Linked DNA regions of Homo sapiens: region 2 is linked to region 1. A link is an interaction called in ENCODE POLR2A ChIA-PET data of the cell type or tissue named here. Cell type or tissue: GM12878. All regions are shown on one strand. Links, peaks and the distances in the headings refer to the core of each region. The heading gives the core; the rest is flanking DNA.

Region 1 (10,602 bases), core at 961-8,960:
GAAAGAAGAAAGGGTTTGGGGGTTTGTGGATGATTCTGCGTTGGTTGTGATGATTGTCATTCCTGTAGTCTCCCCTCTGCTATTAGAGTGAAGCAGGAGTTCCAGCCCAGCCAGAGTTACCGCTATGGCAACTGGTATGCGCGACAGCACGGCTCTTACCTTCTTTCTGGCTACAGCTATGGCTGTGCAGTGGATGGAAATGGAAAGGACTGTTTTTCTGCGCATGAGACCCCTGAACACACAGCTGGAACTCTGGTTATGCCTAAGGTATCCCTTGCTAGAATGAATCTTGTGTCATTCGTGTGCCCAATAATAGTAAACATCACTTTCCTATCTTCACACATCTGTGTCCTGTCATCCAAATTCCCACAGACATGGCTTTTGCTACCTGTTTTAATACTAGAGAGTAAAGCTGATAGCCTAAGAAAAATGTTTGTATAGCTTTATTGAGGTATAATACACAAAAAGTCCCTGCACATGTTTAATTTATATGATTTGCTGAGTTTGGACGTGTATAAACTAGAAGTGTTCACTTGCAGATAATTTCCCATTCTCTTCTAGAAACAACACAAAAAGCTAATGAAGTCTTTTTCTAAATTCTTGCTGCTAAATTTTAGATTATCATAATTCGATAAATTTTACTCTTTAACACTATATAGGACAAAAGGTAGTTTTGGGGTTTGTTTTATAGCAGTTGGACATAAACACACTTTAAAAATATATTTTAATACTTTGAATTACTAAAGTGACATATTTCTCAAATCACACAAAGATGTATTGAAGTAAGGGAAAAGTTCCCCCCCACACACACCCCTCCTCCTTCCCCATTCCCTTCCCACTTAGAAGAAAGTACTGTGGAGTGGATCTATGTCTTCTAGATCTTTCTCCTGTACTCTTGCTAAATCAATGTGGTTCATCTTTCTGTTTTGGTGGTTAGGGGATGATTTGGGCAAGAACGAACTATGTAGTACATACTGGTTTGCTGTTTGCTTGCTTCTGCATAAGGAGACCTTTCTTTAAAAAATCGTCCACTTATGGTCTGGGCAAGATGGCTCACACATGTAGTCCCAGCTACTTGGGAGACTGAGGCGGGACGATCACTTGAGTCCGGGAGTTTGAGGCTGCAATGAGCCATGATTGTGCCATTGTACTCCAGCCTGAGCAACAGAGCGAGCGCAGTTAGATACATTGCGATTTTTAGCTCATCCCTTATCTGACATTTTAAATATTTTCAGGGCTTTAACAAACTTACCTATCTTCAAGCATTTGTCTGAGTGTTGCTTTTTTCCCCAAGAATATAATTCTGGATGTGGAAGGGCTGGATTAAAGGATATAACATTAAAAAATTTTAATAGCAAGTTACCTAAAGTCTGCATGAATTTACACTTTTCATTATTGTGGTGGGTGTTCTTGCTACTCTACATTTGTCTGTGTATGATTAGCCAATCTAATAGGGCAGGGAGGCATTTATCTATTATTGAGGGCAAATACCTCTTGAAATGTTTATTGCTATCTGTGTTCTGTGACTTTGATATCCTCTTTCTAATTTTTCTGTTGAGTTGTGTCCCTCTTGCTTGACTGCATAAGATATTCACATGTTAGAGAAATTAACACTTTGGAGTCTAAATGTTACGGACTTCCCCCACCCCAGCTTGTCTCCTAATATGCAGAGTGACACCATTTGTGTGATGATCTTTACCTTAAAATGAAAATTGAATTTTATATCTAGTCCCTTGGCTTTTAAAACTTACATTTGCTTTATATTATGATATTTCACTGCCCAAACTTTCATTTTCAATTTTTCTCAAGTCTGTTTTAGGTGTGCCTCTTATATAAAATATCTTGTTAGATTTCTTGTCATTTTTTCCCCCTTTTAGCCCAATTTGGGTTTTTCCCTTTTAACAGATGTTTGATATTGCAGCACTTAAAAAAAAAATCTTTCACTACATTGCCTGTGGTTTTGGCACTCTTTTTTTTTTTTTTTTCTTTTGCCCCTTCTCTTTTTGCTCTTTTTTGGGAGACGGTCTGTCTTTTGGTGGTTACCCTTATATCTCTAAATAGAGAAGTATAGGAATTAGTATATTATCAACTTCAGAAACAAAAGTATTTCTTGATTTTTTCGTCACTCTTGAGAAAATTAAGAAATGAACATCCTTTTTTTCTCACCTGGCTACCCCTTCTCTCAATTCCTCTGTCCATTTTTGTTGGCACAGTCTGGGATTTTTATCTCACCCTCAGGCCGAATTATTACTATAACATGCATTTTTCATACAAGAATTATATAAATATGTTATCTTTTGTGGCTGTAGTGACCCCCTGTGCCATCTGCCTGCCATCCTGCTGGGTGTCCCCTGTTGGGAAGCTGCTGAGTGAAATTAAAGATGGTAAGCCTCTGTGGTGGCGCTCTTTTACTCCCACATCCCCATTTTGGTCTTCTCCAATAACGTGTGTCCTTGCCAAGATGTCCTAGTCATTCCCTGCTTCCCCCAATGTGCTGTGCCTCTGTCCATAACCTTTATCTCCCCAAGTTAAAGGGGTTACCCCCTCTCCAGCCCTCTCCTTTACATTTTCACGTTGTGGAGGTGGATGTCTCCAAAATGATTCTCGGGTCTTTGTGGTCCATCAGCACACCTTCCCAGACTATCTCTAGCTGAGGAAAGCCTTTTATAAATGTGCTTTTCTTTAAAGGCAGCCAGCTGCATACACAGCACAGGTGGCCCTCAGACCAGAGAGAATGCTCTGTCTCCAGATACTTCCTGCTTCCCTCATCCTGGTTATTTAGCATCCACATTTACCAGAACACACACTGAAAGGAGGAAATGTGTGGTTACTCAAGTCTTGTATTATGGGAAAGGAACTTATGGAAGTGTGGATTCTGGGTGTCTTTGCCATTTCTTTCTTTTCTTTTTATATAATTAGCTTTTAGAGATGATGTCTTGCTCTTTTGCCCAGGCTGGAGTGCAGTGGTGCCATCATAACTCACTGCAGTCTTGATCTCCTGGGTTCAAGTGGTCCTCCTGCTCCAGCCTTCCAAGTAGCTGAGACTACCGGCTGCATGCCACCATGCCTGCGGTCTTAGCCGTATCTAAATAGAAAAAAGACAGATTGTCTTTTGAAATTTATGGTAACTATATAACCTATTTTCCAAACCTCAGTATATTTCAGAGTGAAGGGGAGGCATACTTTCAGATAGACTGAAAAGAAAAGATAGTAGATCTTTGGCTCTCAGTATCTTCTCATTCTTATTAGCAAGGGAAGCTTAATTAAGTGCCAGGAGCTACATCAGCCCTTTCTTGATAGTGATTCCTTGGAATAGCTGGCCATACTTAAAAAGACAGGTTCCCAACAGGTCTACATAGAAGAATCATAAAAACGTATGCTGCCCCAGTAGAGCCAACAGGGTCTGGGTTAACCAACCAAGATTTACTTTGGGAGTACCTCTGCAGTTTACTTCTCTCATTATGTAAGGATATGATTGGTTTGCTTTGCTGTAGCCTCTGCATTTTCTTGAGCACCTAATATCCTGGTTCTTAGCTGAGTCACGGGTTTGAGGATGTGATTAGAAGGCCATGAGAAAAACGTGCTCATGGAGACTTAACAGATTGTCTTCTGGAAGGAGGAGCAGAACTCTAGGTAGAGTCAGGCATGTAGTACAAGAAATAAGGAGCCTGGATACCAGGGTCGCTGGTGTCTGGTTTCCTAGCTCAGGCTCTAGGATGCTAGTTAGGTCCCAGAAAATCCAGGGGCCAGGGGCCCTCGTTAGGCTTGTTCCTCTTTGTGACAGTTCTTCTGTGATTCAGTTTACTTCTTTCATAATTGTACTATGCCACCTAAAGATTCTTTTCATCAAATTCAAAAGTTGATTTAAAGAGATTAATTGTCAATATTATTTTTATTTTAGGTAGTTTTTTTGAGAGCTAGAGTTTTTCCCAATAAAGTATGTATTGATATTAAACCTTTAAGTAAAATTATTTTCTCATGAGATAATATTTTGTTGCAGGAAACCACACCTCTAGCTGAAAACCAAGATGAAGACCCACTAGAAGGTAACATAAACCTTGTGCTGAAGTGGTTGGAAACAAAACCCCATTTCCTGGTTTCTCATTCACTCAGCTTGCTAGAAACTGGAAGGTTCTATTGGAAAATTCCAATGTAGGTTGCCTAAGCCATATGCTTCAGTAATTTCTCCTGTTTTTAGAAACTGGTTCTATGGGAACAACTTTAACTAAGCCACCTCTTTGGGCCTTTCTGAAGGACTGAGAAAGGGGGACATTCCCAAACAGTAAGAAGACAATACATTGTTCTTAAGCTCCATTTCCTCTGTAAGTTTAGACTTTGAGGAGAATTATGCTTTAATTCTCTTTTTCAAGGGGGAAGAGCATGAGGTGATTGCTGTGGCCTCAGGGTTATTGGATCCTGGGGTACCTGACAGAGCAGCACTGTAGTGTCAGTCTGGTGGTGCTTCCTGTACTTCTCAATTTGTTTTGGAAAGAACAAAGTTTGCCTGCCTAGAGACAAACACTCTGAATGTGTCTTATTTGAGGAAGGGGAAAAAATGTTTTGCTTCTTTTAAGTAATGGGAAAGAAAAATAGAGGAGAAATGCAGAGAACACTATTGCCTTTTTCTTATCACATGTCTGTCTTATCACATGTTTGTCTAATCTCTCTCTTGCCCAAACCCCTGCCCCTACCAGACAAACCCACCCACTGCCTTTATGACTTTATCAAAGAAGGGAGCATGTTGTTATCAGTCTTTGTAGGCCCTGTTACTAATTCAGAGAGTTCACATGTCAGTAGGTGCTCAGTGTTTAAATTAAATCAAATTGGTGTTGAAAAGAAATGTTTATATGCTGTTGAGCAGTTGTAGTTTTTAGTACTTTGATTTAAACATGAGTAAAGGGTGCTTATTTCAACTTTGTGGGATTTCTTTCAGATTAAGTGTGAGTCTTTCTTCCTGCCTTTTATCAGTTATGCAATTTATTAAAATTGATGCAGGATTTCTTGCTCCTTAGTTCAGCTAAATCTGGGTCCTTGTCTCACAACCAGGAAAAATTAGGCATGTGGATACATTGAAGGGTGAGGAGGATGGAATTTATTAAGTGAAAGGAAAGCTCTTAACAAAAAGAGGGATCCCAAACACAGGTTTCCACCTCACAAATTGAATACCAGGCCATCACATACGAGTTGAAAAGGCCAGGCTCCTCCCCTGCATAAGGTGTGAATTCCTGGTGACTCCTCCTCATTCTTCCAATGTGCACGTGGGCCCTTAGTCTGAGCCACTCCACATTGATTTATTTCCCTTATTGCACATGTGTTAAAAGATGGAATTTTTCACCGTGGGCATGTTTAGCCAAGCCCCCTGTGCACAATGACTTGGGCAGGTTGGAGGTTCTCCAGGGACCTTACCCTATTTGCCTAGGCATTTGGCTGTCCCATGCCTCTATCAAAATAATAGAGGTAAAAGTCTGCTTTTTGGATACAGATTGCCACGGGGTTCAGATTCTACCTACTAGCTCTGTAATTCCAGACAAATTAATCTCTAGTGTGTCTGCTTCAGTTTCTGTAAAGTGGGGACATTGATACCTTTCTTATAGGAAGTGTGGGTATGCTAGGTCTACAGTACTTTTAGGTGGTTAAACAGCTGCTGCCATATCATAAACACTCAAGTATTGGCTGGTCATCAATCTGGCACAGTACTGGTCAGTAGAAATGTAATGCAGTTGCACCTCAAGGAGCTAGAAGAACAAGAACAAAGTAAACCCAAAATTAGTAGAAGAAAAGAAATAATAAAGACTATAGCAAAAATAGATAGAAACTAGAAAAACAATACAAAAGATCAACAAAATGAAGGGTTGGTTTCTTTAAAAGATAGTCAACAAACCTTTAAGAACAAAAGAAACTCAAAATCAGATGAAAAAGGAGACATTACAACTGATATCACAGAAATACAAAGGAACATAAAAGACAATTATGAACAATTATACATCAGTAAATTGGATAACATAGAAGAAATGAGTAAATTCCTGGACACATACAATCTACCACCTACCAAGATTAAATTATGAAGAAATAGAAAACCTGAACAGACCAATAATAAGGAATTGAAACAGTAATAAAAAGTTTCCCATCAGGCCAGGCCTGGTGGATAATGCCTATAATCCCAAGCACTTCGGGAGGCTAATAGGGGAGGATCATTTGAGCCCAGGGGCTTGAGACCAGACTTGGCAATACAGTGAGACCTTGTCTCTACAAAAAATTTAAAAAAATAACTGGGTATGGTAGCATGTACCTATAGTCCCAAATATTTGAGAGGCTGAGATAGGAGGATTGCTTGTGCCCAAAAGACTGAGGCTTAAGTGAGCTATGAATGTGCCACTGCATGTCAGCCTGGGTGACAGAGTGAGACCCTGTCTCAAAAAAAAGTCTCCCATCAAAGAAAAGCCCAGGTCCTGATGGCCTGTTTAATTCTACCAAACATTTATTTTTCATTTTATTTTATTTTTTGTAGAGGTGGAGTCTCACTTTGTTGCTCAGGTTGGTCTCAAACTCTTAGGCTCAAGCGATCCTCCCAGCTCTGCCTCCCCAAGGGCTGGAATTACAGGCCTGAGTCACCATGCCCAGCCCCCAGATATTTAAAGAAGAACTAATGCCATGTCTTAAACACTCCAAAAAATCGAAGACGAAATACTTTGAAACTTATTTTATGAAGCCAGCATTACTCTGATATCACAACCAGAAAAGGACACAACAAGAAAAAACTACAACCAATATTCCTGATGAACATAGATGCAAAGGTCCCCAACAAAATACTAGCAAACTGAATTCAACAGCACAATGACAAAATCATCTGTCATGAACAAGTGGTATTCATCCCAGGGACGCAAGGATAGTTTAATATACACAAATTAATAAACATGATACATCCCATTATCCCATCAACAGAATGAAGGACAAAAAACATTATTTTTCTTTTTTTTTTCCTGGAGATAGGGTCTCACTCTGTCACCCAGGTTGGAGTGCAGTGCCGTGATCTCGGCTGCAACCTCTGCATCCTAGGCTCAAGCAATCCTCCCATCTCAGCCTCCCAAGTAGCTGGGACCACAGGTGCATGACACCATGCCCAGCTAATTTTTTGTATTTTTGGTAGAGATGGGGTTTCGCCATGTTGCCCAAGCTGGTCTTGAACTCCTGAGCTCAGGTGATCTGCCTGCCTCAGCCTCCCAGAGTTCTGGGATTACGGGCATGAGCAACTGCGCTTGGTGATCATTTCAGTAGATGCAGAAAAATCATTTGACAAAATTCAGTTATCTCTTCATGATAAAAACTTCCAACAAATTAGGTATAAAAGGAGTGTACCTCAATACAATAGAGTCCATATAACAAACTCACAGCTAATATTGCACTGAACGGGGAAAATCTGAAAGCTTTTCCTCTAAGATCTGAAACCAGATAAGGATGCCCACTTTCACTACTTCTATTCAACATAATATTAGAAGTCTAGCCAGAGCAGTTAGGCAAGAGGGAGAAACTAAAGGTTCCTAGGTTGGAAAGGAAGAAGTTTTGAAGATGACATGATGTGATATACAGGCATACCTCATTTTATTGCACTTCACTTTATTATGTTCCACAGAGACTATGGTTTTTGTTTTTTGTTTTTTTTTTTTAACAAGTTAGAAGTTTATGGCAGCCCTGCATTGAGCAAGTGTATCTGTGCCATTTTCGCAAACGGTATGTGCTTACTTGTTAGCACTGTTTAGCAATGAGCTATTTTTTTTTCTATTTTTTTTTTTTTTTTGGAGACAGTCTTGCTTTGTCACCCAGGCTGGAGTAAAGTGGCGTGATCTCGGCTCACTGCAACCTCCGTCTCCGGGTTCAAGCGATTCTTCTGCCTTAGCCTCTTGAGTAGCTGGGACTAGAGGCACCTGCCACTACGCCCAGCTAACTTTTGTATTTTTAGTAGAGATGGGGTTTCGCCATGTTGGCCAGGCTGGTCTCAAACTCCTGGCCTCAGGTGATCCACCCACGTCATCCTCCCAAAGTGCTGGGATTGCAGGCATGAGCCACCGTGCCCAGCCGCAATAAACTATTTCTTAAGGTATTTACATTGTAAACAAATTTGTTCTTTTATTTTATTTTTTTTTGAGATGGAGTCTCACTCTGTTGCCAGGCTGGAGTGCAGTGGTGCGATCTTGGCTCACTGCAATCTCCGCCTCTTGGGTTCAAGTGATTCCCCTGCCTCAGCCTCCCAAGTAGCTGGGACTATAGGCAAGCACCACCATGCCTGGCTAATTTTTTGTATTTTAGTAGAGGTGGGGCTTCACCATGTTGGCCAGGATGGTCTCGATCTCCTGACCTCATGATCTTCCTGCCTCCGCCTCCCAAAGTGCGGGGATTACAGGCGTGAGCCACTGTGCCTGGCCAAATTTGTTCTTTTAAAAAAATTTTTTTAAAAACAGAGACAAGGTCTTACTATGTTGCCCAGGCTGGTGTCGAACTCCTGAGCTCAAGTGATTCTCCAGCCACGGCCTCCCAAAGTACTGGGATTACAGGCATAAGCCACCATGCCCAGCCAATGTAAACAACTTTTATATGCACTGGGAAACAAAAAATTCATGTGACTTGCTTCATTGCAATATTCATTTTATTGCAGTGGTTAGGAACTAAACCTGCAATATCTCTGAGGTATGCCTGTAGAGAAAACCCTACAGACTCTGCCAAAAAACTGTTAGGTCTAATAAACTTATTAATTTTGTATCCTGTAACTTTACTACACAAAATTGTTTCTATACACTAATACTGTTTGAAAAAGATAACAAGAAAATAATCCCATGTACAATAGCTGTAACAAAAACTTAAGAGTAAATTTAACTGAGGTGAAAGATGTCTATACTGAACACTATAAAGTGTTGATGGAAGAAACTGAAGACACAAAAGATATCTCATGCTCATGGATTAAAACAATGAATATTATTAAAATGTTCATACTACCCAAAGTGATCTACAGAATCAATGCACTCTCTCTGTCTTTTTTTTTTTTTTTTTTTTTTTTAAGACAGTCTCACTCTGTTGCCCAGGCTGGAGGGCAGTGGTGTTTGAGCTCGGCTCACTGCAACCGCCTCCTCCAGGGTTCAAGCAATTCTCCTGCCTCAGCCTCCCAAGTAGGATTGGAATTACAGTAGGATTGGAATTACCACACCCAGCTAATTTTTGTATTTTTAGTAGAGATGGGGCTTCTCCATGTTGGCCAGGCTGGTCTTGAACTCCTGACCTCAGGTGATCCACCTGCTTTGGCCTCCCAAAGTTCTGGGATTACAGGCATGAGCCACTATGCCCAGCCAGATTCAATGTACTCTCTATCAAAATACCAATGGCATTCTACATAGAAATAGAAAAAAATGACCGAGTGCACAGTGTCTCATGCCTGTAATCCTGGCACTTTGGGAGGCTCAGGTGGGAGGATCACGTGAGGTCAGGAGTTCAAGAACAGCCTGGTCAACATGGTGAAACCCCGTCTCTACTAACAATACAAAAATTAGCCAGGCATAGTGGCATGCGTGCCTGTAGTCCCAGCTACTCGGGAGGCTGAGGTGGGAGAATTGCTGGAACCCGGGAGGCGGAGGTTAGAGTGAGCCAAGGTGGCGCCACTGCACTCCAGCCTGGGTGACAAAGTGAGACCCTGTCTTGGGAAAAAAAAAAAGAAAAAAATGATACTATAATTTGTATGGAATCACAAAAAAACCTAAATAGCCAAAGCAATCTGAGCCAAAAAAAAAAAAGGGTGAAGGCATCACACTACCTGACTTTGTACTACAAAGTTGTGGTAACCAAAGCAGCATGATACTGGCATAATAACAGACACATAAACCAATGGAACAGAATAGAGAGCCCAGAAATAAATCCACACATTTATAGCCCACTGATTTTCAGCAAAGGTGCCAAGAACACACAATGGGGAAAAGGCAGTCTCTTCAATAAATGGTGCTCAGAAAACAATGTCCACATGCAAAAGAATGAAATTAGACTGTTTATCTCTCACTATATACAAAAACAACTCAAAATAGATTAAAGACTTAAATGTAAGACCCAAAACTGTGAAACTACTAGAAGAAAACATAAGGGAAAAGCTCCACGACATTGGTCTGGGCAATGATTTTTTTGGATATGACCTCAAAAGGACAGGCAGCAAACGCAAAAATAGAAAAATAGTATCACAGTGAACTAAAAAGCTTCTGTACAGCAAAGGAAACAGTAACAGAGTGAAGACAGACAACGGAGTGGGAGAAAATATTTGCACGCTATGCAAGTGATTATGAAGAGGCATCTTCTGGGGTAAATACCCAGGGTTCGTCGTCTTGCACCAGGAGGAATAAGGACATGGACACATGTGGGTGGGTTAAGGAGTGCAAGGCTTAATAGGTAGAAGAAAGGAGAGAGGAGAGCAGCTCTGTGTGACAGGAAACAGGCCTCCGAAAAGGAAAAGTAGGCCTGTAGCAGACAGCAGGCAATTTTACAGGCAGGCTTGAGGAGGCGGTGTCTGATTTATGTAGGGCCCAGATTGGCTAGACCAGGTGTGACGTCTACATGATGCCAGGCGAAGGCTGG
Region 2 (10,602 bases), core at 1-8,000, 150 kb after region 1:
ATTGCAGCTCACTGTGCCCTTGACCTCCTGGGCTCAAGTGATCCTCCTGCCTCAACTTCTCCAGCAGCTGAGACTACAGTGCATGCCACCACGCCTGACTATTTTTTGATTTTTTTTTGTAGAGACAAGGTATCTGTGTTACCCAAGCTTTGCTTTTTTAAACCACATGACCCTGCCACCCTGGTCACAGCTGATTGGACAACTTGGGGCTACATAAAGGGCAGCTGCCTGCAAAGACGTCAGCCGCAGCCTGAGAGGTGGTGTGGAATGAGAACGGGGATCCTCATTGTTTAATACAATGGCTGCATGACCCAAGGCAGGACTCTCTGGGGACATCTGAATGGGACACAGAGAGCACTTGCTGTCAAGAGAGCAGCATGGGCCAGGCACAGTGGCTCACGCCTGTAATCCCAGCATTTTGGGAGGCCAAGGCAGGTGGATCACCTGAGGTCAGAAGACTAGCCTGGCCAACATGGTGAAACCCCGTCTCTACTAAAAATGCAAAAATTAGCCAAGCGTGGTGTCATGCACCTGTAATCCCTGGTGCTGCGGAGGCTGAGACAGGAGAATTGCTTGAACCCAGGAGGAGGAGGTTGCAGTGAGCCAAGATGACATCACTGCACTCCAGCCTGGGTGACAGAGCGAGACTCCATCTTAAAAAAAAAAAAAAAAAAGAGCAGCATGGAATCTGGCAGATACCAGGGGAAGACATAGGAAGTAGAACCCACAGGGTGGAGGAGCCCATAAACCAGGGGAAGTGCTGAAGCACAGGCAAGAATTTCAAATAAAGTAGAAGCAGGCAAAGCAAAACCAGCAGAGGTGGAGACTCTGCGACATGAGGACGGCCAACGTCTCGGTGCTGCTAGGGCGGCAGAGCCTGACCACTGCACCAGCAATGAGGATGCGTGGTCCACCTCCCCTGCCTGTGGTCGCAGCCACAGGCCACAAGTAAAAGTGATGTTTCAAACTGAGTTAAATAAAATACATTCTTTTTTTTTTTTTTTTTTTTTTTTTTGAGACAGAGTCTTGCTCTGTCACCCAGGCTGGAGTACAGTGGCATGATCTCAACTCACCACAACCTCTGCCTCCTGGTTCTCCTAAATCGCTGAAGCGATTCTCCTGCTTCAGTCTCCCGAGTAGCTGGGGTTACAGGCACAAGCTACCACGCCTGGCTAGTTTTTTGTATTTTTAGTAGAGTTGGGGTTTCACCATGTTGGCCAGGCTGGTCTCAAACTCCTGACCTCAAGTGATCCGCCCACCTCGGCTCCCCAAAGTGCTGGGATTACAGGCGAGAGCCACCACACCTGGCATAAAATACATTCTTTAAATTCATATTATCTGCTTCTTTTTACTTCTTTTAATGTGGCTCCTGGAAAATCTAAAATTTGATTTTAGATCTATGGCTCCCATTATAGCATTCCTATTGGGCAGTGCTGTTCTCCCTTCCCATGAGACCACTTCAGCTGTGAGATGTTTTTCTGGACTAATTTTTTTTTAAATTTTTATTTCTGAGATGGAGTCTCACTCTGTCGCCCAGACGCGAGTGCAGTGGCAGGATCTTGGCTCACTGCAACCTCCGCCTCCCAGGCTGAAGTGATTCTCCTGCTTCAGCCTCCCGAGTAGCTGGGATTACAGGCACGTGCCACCACACCCGGCTAATTTTTGTATTTTTAGTAGAGATAGGTTTCACCATGTTGGCCAGGCTGGTCTTGAACTCCTGACTTCAGGCGATCCACCCAGCTCAGCCTCCCAAAGTGCTGGGATTACAGGCGTGAGCCACCACACCTGGCCTGGACTAGTTACTTTACAGAATCCTAATCATAATCCCTCAATCATGACAATGAATTGGAACAATCTCAAAATGTCCCTCGCACACCTGCCAAAAAAAAAAAAAAAAAAAAGCAAAAACCACAACATATACACATCAACCAGAAGGACCCTTACAACGGAAAATGGCTCAGATCTCCACATAGCCGGAATAATAATTAAACAAGACAACCCTTAGGTTTCTAATTCCCTAACCTCCTACATTCAGCCCTGCCTCAGGTCAGGAAAGAGTTGGCAGGGCTTGCCCGATGTGGTGGCTCACGAGGCTGAGGCAGGAGGATCGCTTGGGCCCAGGAGTTCAAGACCAGCACTGGCAACACAGCAGGACCTCGTCTCTACAAAAGTTAAAGTTAGCCAGGCATGGGGGCACATGCCTGTAGTCCCAGCCTCTTGGAAGGCTTGAGCCTGGGAGGTCAAGACCAGCACGGGCTGGGTGCTGTGTGGCTCACACCTGTAATCCCAGCACTTTGGGAGGTTGAGGCCGTGAGCCGTGATTGTGCCACTGCACTCCAGCCTGGATGACAGAGTGAGATCCAAAAAAAGAAAAAAAAGAGTTGGCAGAGCTGGTCAGGGTCCTCCGGCAGTGTTCCTCCACACACATAACACAGAAATGACTTCAGGGGCTAACTTTTGTTAAGTTTCTGAAAAACATGAATTGGTGCATTTGTTTTCTATTGCTTTGCCAATCTGTTACTGCTAACACGGGGTGTAAAAATCCAGCTCCAATAGATACATCGAGTCGAGAAGTCAGGGGGTTTCCCTTAAGTTTCTGTTGAGTCCCCTGATTAGGATCACAGACTCTGAGAGTGGGAAGGGACTCGGAGGCCATCCGGTCCAATCCTTGAGGTTTCCTCAGCAGCACTTCCCCAGCCCTGCTTCCCTTGGCTTTGCTCACCATTGAGGAAGCTGCCCGTTTTATTCCCAGCTCCATGTGTTCTCATCTCCCACCCGCTGGCCCTAGATTCTACTTCCAAAACGACAGAGTTGGTCTAATTTCTCTTTCCTGAGCAAATCTTTTAATTAGGTAAAGACACCGATCCCTCTTCAAGTCTTTTCCAAATCAATTATCCTTTTTCTTTGTCTTGGTCTTCTCTAAAAAAAAAAAAAAAAAAAAGTGGGGATTGGCCTTTTTACCTCCCTGGCTGCTCTCTTTGGAACTGCTGTGTCAATGTCTCCCCGTATAGTAGGGTGGCCAGACCTGAAGAGTCTACATCCTACTCCAAGCACATGGGAGAGAAGTGAGGCTTTCACTTCCCTTACTCTGGACACTACAATTCTATTTAAACAGCTCTGTGCTTTCCCCACCAGACTTTCCTGAGCCCTAATTTCTTTTGATCACTATACTTCCCCTTCTGGCTCTGAGAAAATCACAGACTTAAAGAGAATTCTAAGCCTATGAAGCTTTGTATGCCAATATCTAAAACAAGCACCTGCAATGGTTTACACCCCTGGCTGTACATGAGAATCACTTGGAAGCTGTACAAATATCAATAGTTAGGTCTTGCCCCAAGGAGGGAAACAGGCCCTGGCTTAGTTATTTTTAGAAGCCCCAGATGATCGTAATGTGCATCCAGGGTTGAACCAGCAATCCAAAGAAACCAGGACTGTGATCTTCATACAGGTTCCAGTTACTTTTTCCTTTGAACTGCAAATATGAATTCTTATTTTGAATTGAACTAGCAGGACTAAATTGGTTCACTATAAACAACTTGAGATTATTCAAAAATCATTTGGAACTTGGACCAAAGGAGAGATGGAATTGATTTAGCAACAATTGAGACCTTATTGAAAGTCAACCTAAAAAGAACATCAGGCTTAGGAGACCTGGTTTATAATTGGTGCATTTGCTTACTAGCTGTGGGATTTGAGCACATCATGTAATCACATTGAAGTTTCTTCATCTATAAAATGGAGGTACTAGTCTAGAAATCTTTTTTTTTTTTTTTTTGAGACAGAGTCTCCGCTGGAGTGCGATGACGTGATCTTGGCTCACTGCAACCTCCGCCTCCTGGGTTCAAGCGATTCTACTGCCTCAGCCTTCTGAGAAGCTGGGATTACAGGCATGCGCCACCACGCCTGGCTAATTTTTGGTATTTTTAGTAGAGACGGGGTTTCACCATGTTGGCCAGGCTGGTCTCGAACTCCTGACCTTGTGATCCGCCCACTTCAGCCTCCCAAAGTGCTGGGATTACAGGTGTGAGCCACTGCGCTCAGCCTAGAAATCTTTAAGGTGCAATAAGGTTTTTTTGTTTGTTTGTTTGTTTTAACTTCTTGAAAAAAAATAGAGACAGTGTCTCACTATGTTGCCCAGGCTGGTCTCAAACTCCTGGCTTCAAGAGATCCTCCTGCCTCAGCCTTCCAAAGCGCTGGGATTACAGGCGTGAGCCACCATGCCTGGCCATGCTTTAGATTTTTGATTCAAGACCAGAAAAGAGCTTGCAAATAAAAAATTTGAAAGTTGTATCTTGCTCCCATTTCAAAAGGATGGGAGCTTCAACAGAGACAAAAATATTATGAAATCTTCAAATTGTCATTCAAATTTTATTTATAATACATATTCCTGATTTTAAATGCGTTGCGCTTAAAGGAGAATAAGGTTTACATTTTATTTATTTATTTATTTAGAGATGGAGTCTCGATCTGTCACCCAGGCTGGAGTGCAGTGGCACAATCTTGGCTCATTGCAACCTCCGCCCCTTGGGTTCAAGCGATTCTCCTGCCTCAGCCTCTCCAGTAGCTGGGATTGCAGGCATGCACCACCACGCCTGGCTAATTTTTTTAGTATTTTTAGTAGATACAGGTTTTCACCATGTTGGTCAGGCTGCTCTCAAACTCCTGACCTCAAGTGATCCACCTGCCTCCGCCTCCCAAAGTGCTGTGATTACAGGCTTGAGCCACTGTGCTCGGTCACGTTTTTATTTATATGGCCAGTGTTCCTTCGGTCTTTTGTCCTGTGAACAGAGCGGTTCACAAGAGTGGGTGATATAACACATCTCCATTTTACCATTTTACAGATGAAATTTTTTTTTTAATTTGACATTTAAAACCGTAAAGAAGTTTGTCCCATTTTTTCCACTCTTTTCAAAGCAACTTATTTAGTATTGACCATGCAGTGTTTATTCGTAAAAATAAAAGTTAAGAGACGTACATACCGGGAATCCTGTTGAGTGTCACCCAGAAATGTTCGTCGGGGCTGTAGGTGTCCTTGGACCAGGAGAGTAAGTCAAGTGCGAGCTGGTCTTGGAGGACGAAGTTAGCAAAGTCCCTTGTGAGAGCCACGTAGGCCGTGCCAAAGTAAATCACCATGTCATGAGGAGGAGGAGTTTTTAATTTTGTTGTTTTAATCACGTAGGAATTTTTGTGGTTTAACAGTTCTTGGTGGACGTATTTAGTCCGTCCAACAGCGTGGTCAGGAGGCAGCACTCCGGGGGTGATATTTTTCCCTTTAAATCCCTTCAGATACTGAACTATTTCCCTGTTGGTTTTCAGGGGAAAGTCTTGCCCGCAGGTGTTGATGACATACTTCCAGGGAACTTCAGAGGCCACAAGGTCTTCCAGGCAGTTCAGGTCAGCCTGGAGCCTGGAGATCCCCCCATAGACAACCGACTCCTTCTTGGAAGCCAGAAAAGCATTTGGGAAGCAGCTGAGTAACTGTTTCACTGCACCTTTAAAGGCATCCGTCGCCTTCTGATCCAGGTGCACACAGTAGACATTTTGGGGCATATAAATCGCCCTGAAGAGCCTCTCAAAAGTGCCGAAGTCTTTGTGGATGGTCACTGTGTAAGCTAAAGGGAACCCAGCCTCTTCTTCAGAGAGTGTTTCTGTTACATAGTGGCTTCGAACCATGTACTCATAGCAGGTAGCTTCATCAAGGGTAGTTTTCAATGCATTTTCTGTTGGGTAAAAAACTTTCCCCTCAAAAATCTGATGACAGGCTTCTGCTAACAGTGAAGCATTGGACAGAGCTGCCCTCAGAAAACGTTTATTCTCCCATAACTCAGTATTGTAAACAAATACAAAAATCAGGGCAGAGATAAGAGACGCGCTAAAAAGACAGTGCTTCCAAGAGCCCATCATTCACAACCAGGAAATGAGTAAAATATCTCTCTCTTGAGATAGGATCAGAGTGTAGATATATTTAACTTACATTTTCTCCAGGTTCCGAAATCATCCTCGTGATGGCTGAAGCTCTCGTCTGGCTGTTCCCTGTCCCTTCAGTTCACGGTTCTGGTCCTTTTTCTTTCTTCTTCCCCTCTTCACTTACCACTAGGTTGCATTTTCACTTTTCTGTGACACATTTCTGAAGTGGCTCCTTTGCATTTGGCTTGCCTGTTCTCCTGCTAACCTGCAACCTGTGTCTACACAAAAACAGATGTCCTCAGAGAGGTTCTGATTCCAGGGGGTCCACCTGTTCCCACCATGAAATTACAAGTGGGTGAGGTGACCATTCTGCAAGTCATCGGCTCTAAGACCTTAACCTCAGCCTCTTGTCCCGGCCAGAGTCTAGTAACTATGTCCCCTCCCCTGCTTCCTGTTAATCATTGTGTTCAACAGCCTGAGTTTATTTGCTTAAACTGCACTGCCAAGCTACGAGCTTCAGTTTAAAGCATGTGAATACTGCCTGGAGAGATATTCTATCAATAAATATGTAGTGCTTTAAAAAAATTGCTTAACCCTGTCTTTTTCCACAGCCACACCTCGCTCTCCCCATTGGCTGGGTATGCTATACGACATGGCATATGACTGGCTACTGGGCTAAATTCTTTCCAGGGCTTAATTTTGTCTGCTGCTGGGTAAAGTCCTTTAAAATGCCCATTAATTAGCAAGCTTACCTCACCACCTAACTTACTGCACAAAGTGACTGTGGCACTCGGATGAATAAAGGCTAACTTCTTTTTTTAAAACAACAAAACGACCAATAGCCCATCATCACCCAAAATTGCATACAGGCTAACATAGTGAATTTCAAGTTTATTTTGCCCTGGTCCGCATAGGATGCAGACAGAGAACCCTGATGCTTAGAGGAAGGAGAGAAGAGCATCTCAGTCTTGAATTTTAGGAGAGAGGCTCTTATGTCCAGATTTACAAATGCTTTAAAGGAGGCTTTTTTTTTAATCTGTAAAAAATGAGAATAATTTTACCACCAGAGGTCAATTGTGAGAATAAAATGAGATAACATATACAGAGTCCATCGCCGTGTCCAGGAACAGATTGGGGTGGTAAAGCAGCAGCAAAATGGTACTAAACAAGAAGTCCGTTCACACACACGCATGCATACACACGTATCTCTTACCCCACACTCATACTTCTAATAAATGACACAATTACCTCTCCTTTGAAATCTTCTTACTCTTCCCTTACTCCCTCCTCTGTGAGTCCATGCCAATCAGATTATACATCTAAAACGTCAGCGACGAGTTTTGTATGATGTGGTGGTTAGCTGCACCCGGTGTGAAAGCATGTTCCATTGGCGCCGAGCTCATGTATTCCTCATGTTTCTGGCTCCTAGCATTGTCTGTATGTAGTAGACAAGCAACTTTTTATTTTATTTTATTTATTTATTGAAACGGAGTTTCGCTCTCGTTGCCCAGGCTGGAGTGCAATGGCACGATCTCGGCTCACTGAAATCTCTGCCTCCCAGGTTCAAGCGATTCTCCTGCCTCAGCCTCCCAAGTAGCTGGAATTACAGACACCTGCCACCATGCCTGGCTAATTTTTGTATTTTTAGTAGAGACGGGGTTTCACCATTTTTGAGCAGGCTGGTTTCAAACGCCTGACCTCAGGTGATCCACCCGCCTCGGCCTCCCAAAGTGCTGGGATTACAGGCGCGAGCCACCGCACAATCAACTATTTATTGATTGAATGCTCAAGTTTTCATTTCCCTGCTTCCCTGATCACATTAGTGAGAAATTCCAGGTAATACTGATTTGTAGGAGATATATATTTGTATCTGTGAATGTGGTACAGTCAATAAACCTAATTTTTCCAATGTATCTTCTAACTTTTATTAAATGTAATTAATTAATTAATTTACTCTTTTGTAGAGATGGGGGTCTTACTGTGTTGCCCAGGCTGGTCTTGAACTCCTCAAGCTATCCTCCTACCTCAGGGTCCCAAAGCTTTAGGATGACAGCTGTGAGCCACTGCACCTGGCTCATTTTCTTAATCACAAAGACGACATAATATCGTAGATAGTTTCTAAACACAATGTTTCCACGTCCTGTACTTTCATTTACCTCTTGCCTATAGGAAATACACATTCTTATTTTATCAAGAACACAGGGGAGGCTGGGTGCAGTGGCTCACGCCTGTAATCTCAGCACTTTTGGGAGGCCAAGGCGGGAGGAGCTCGAGGCCAGGAGTTTGAGACCTGCCTAGGCAACACAGCCAGGCCCCATCTCTAATAAAAAAAAAAGAACGCAGGAAGATGCAAGCTTAAATCCTGCATTCTGCACTTACTATTATACAATAACATTTTCCATAGTGCTTCTTGGTGTGCCTTGGGTATTATCTTCACAATCACTACTTTAGAACCTGGAGTTATTCCTGTTGATTTTTCCGCTAACCCAGCTAAAAGCGAACACATTGAGACGGCAGCCAACCCCATTTCACGGTGTCAGGAACACAGGAAATGATGACAAGAAAGGACACAGGGAAAATTCTCTAGAACACAGTGAGTCAGTTCTCAGTTGCTTCTGGAATCAGATTCTACAGCGTGACTCAGGTACACCCAGTTGTGCCTATAGGGCCCCCAAAATAGAATTTAATCAACCCAAATATCTATTTTCTTAACTATCTTTCATGCGTCTATCCAGAATTCTTTTGAACAAATCACTTCTTCAATACAGAACGCATACAAAATCAATCTTTTCTGAAATGACTAAAATTTCTCTAATTTTTAGTTGACTTTTAACGTCTCTTTAGACCCTGTCCATATCAAATGAAATACTATAGGAATGATTAAATGAAAATGTCAATGCTGAATTATGCTTATCTAAACTAGTCAAGTAATTTTTACCATATTTTCTCCTAATTTATCCAGACAATTACATCAGGTGTTTGTTTGACTCTTACCTCATTCTTGGCCTAGTTCTATCCCTCCAGACATTGCAGACATAGAAGCATCTTGAATTATTTGCCTGCTCTTCGAATTTACAACTCACTGGATTTAGTTGCAGGGTAACGAACACTTGTATTTTGTGCTCTGCTGCAAGTACAAGCAAAGTTCATACGTCTTTACTTGTACCTTACCTGTAATGCTAAGACGGTCCCTTGATTTTGAGCTCTGGAATATTTATGATTCTGTAAAATAGTATCTTTGACAATGCTAGACATTTAAAAAAAGAATTAATATGAACCTATTTCCTTTTTCATCAACCCAGTGCCAGCTGGTGCATTTTATTTTGGTAGGCACATGGGACACGCTGGTCTTCCAGACCCTCCAGCTTTCCCAATGCCCTTGTACAATCTATCAGTAATCACTCTCCTCAATTCTGGGCTCTAGGCTCTTGCGTTTGTGTGATATAATGGGAGGAGATGGTAATCAGGGAGTGACCAAAAGGACGCGAGATTGTTCATCCCAGGTTGAATTTCAGATCAAAATTAATACCCCCCAATTCTAAGTCGGAGGCACTGATCAGGTGGGATAAATAAAGAGTTCTGAACAAATTGGGAACCAGCAAAGACTTATAGTTTGGTTGCTCAATAACTGGCAGGGTGTATATTATGTTCAATCACTAATTGCTTATTTCTCCATAACACATACTCTTATAAATTCTCACTCTCCAGGATGTAAACTAATTTTCATTGCACTAAGACACTGCACTTAGAGTTTAATCTCAATAACTGACTGTAGAAAGAGAAGCAGAAAAAAAGGGGTTCCTTTCTACAGACAAGAATCCCATCATCCTCACCTTAATTATTCATGGACCATATGATGCCCAAAGCACTTTTCACATATTCATTTTACCATGACATCACCTGTGTGCCCAAATTAGAAACCGGGGGGGTGGGCCGATGGAAACTTTCTCAGTGTCTGTGAAAGCCTGATGCAGTCTCAGAGGAAGAACAGCTTGGATTAAACTGGTTTTTAATCTGAAGGGCAACACATTTTGTCCTTTTTCTTTTCTTTCTTTCCTTTTCTTTTTTTTGGGGGGTGGGGGACAGAGTTTTGCTTTTGTGACTCAGGCTGGAGTGCAACGGCACAATCTCAGCTCATTGCAACCTCGGCCTCCCAGGTTCAAGTGATTCTCCTGCCTCAGCCTCCCAAGTAGCTGGGCTTACAGGTATGCACCACCATGCCTGGCTAATTTTTGTATCATTTTGTCCTTTTTCAAAAAGACAACCTTTTCCTGTCCTCCTCTCTGCCTGCTCTTTCTTATTTATGTGTTTTCTCTTGACAAGTTCGGTACCCTGCTTTATCCTCATCACTATTTCTTTTTAAGCATAGGTTATAACCACAGGCTTCCAGCAACAGGGCTTAAATAGTATGGTTAAAAAGAGCCCTGGATTGAGTTAGAGACCAGCCTGACCAACATGGAGAAACCCTGTCTCTACTGAAAATACAAAATTAGCCGGGCGTGGTGGCGCATGCCTGTTAATTCCAGCTACTCAGGAGGCTGAGGCAGGAGAATCGCTTGAACCCCGGGAGGCGAAGGTTGCGGTGAGCCGAGATCGTGCCATCGCACTCCAGCCCAGGCAACAAGAGCGAAACTCCGTCTAAAAAAAAAAAAAAAAAGCCCTGGATTATGTGTCAGAAAGTTTCCGTGGACCAAG

Evidence for each region. ChIA-PET counts read pairs that join two places held together with the same protein. Peaks named below come from ENCODE experiments on the same cell type or tissue, not always from the same donor. Only the 100,000 strongest peaks of a DNase experiment are listed, where the experiment ranks them.
Region 2: POLR2A ChIA-PET joins it to region 1 with 13 read pairs; 22 of 35 experiments call an interaction of 5 or more read pairs at or near these places.

The regions. Positions count from the first base shown.
Region 1 is chr6:10,676,631-10,687,232 of GRCh38, reverse strand. C6orf52 (chromosome 6 open reading frame 52) reads left to right here. Exons shown (of 5, transcript NM_001145020.3): 3 at 69-267; 4 at 4,001-4,046. Among named protein-coding and RNA genes, the nearest start is that of C6orf52, 13 kb to the left of the region's middle. In GM12878, for the core only: no CTCF peak of the experiment used is centred there; no DNase peak of the experiment used is centred there.
Region 2 is chr6:10,524,214-10,534,815 of GRCh38, reverse strand. It overlaps GCNT2 (glucosaminyl (N-acetyl) transferase 2 (I blood group)), which reads right to left. Exons shown (of 5, transcript NM_145649.5): 2 at 7,156-7,342; 3 at 4,980-6,185. The coding sequence starts at 5,904. Among named protein-coding and RNA genes, the nearest start is that of GCNT2, 8.2 kb to the right of the region's middle. RefSeq lists enhancers at 115-444, 565-814. In GM12878, for the core only: no CTCF peak of the experiment used is centred there; DNase peaks (open chromatin) are centred at 276, 875, 3,152 and 6,165; H3K4me3 peaks cover 6,849 bases; H3K27ac peaks cover 6,719 bases.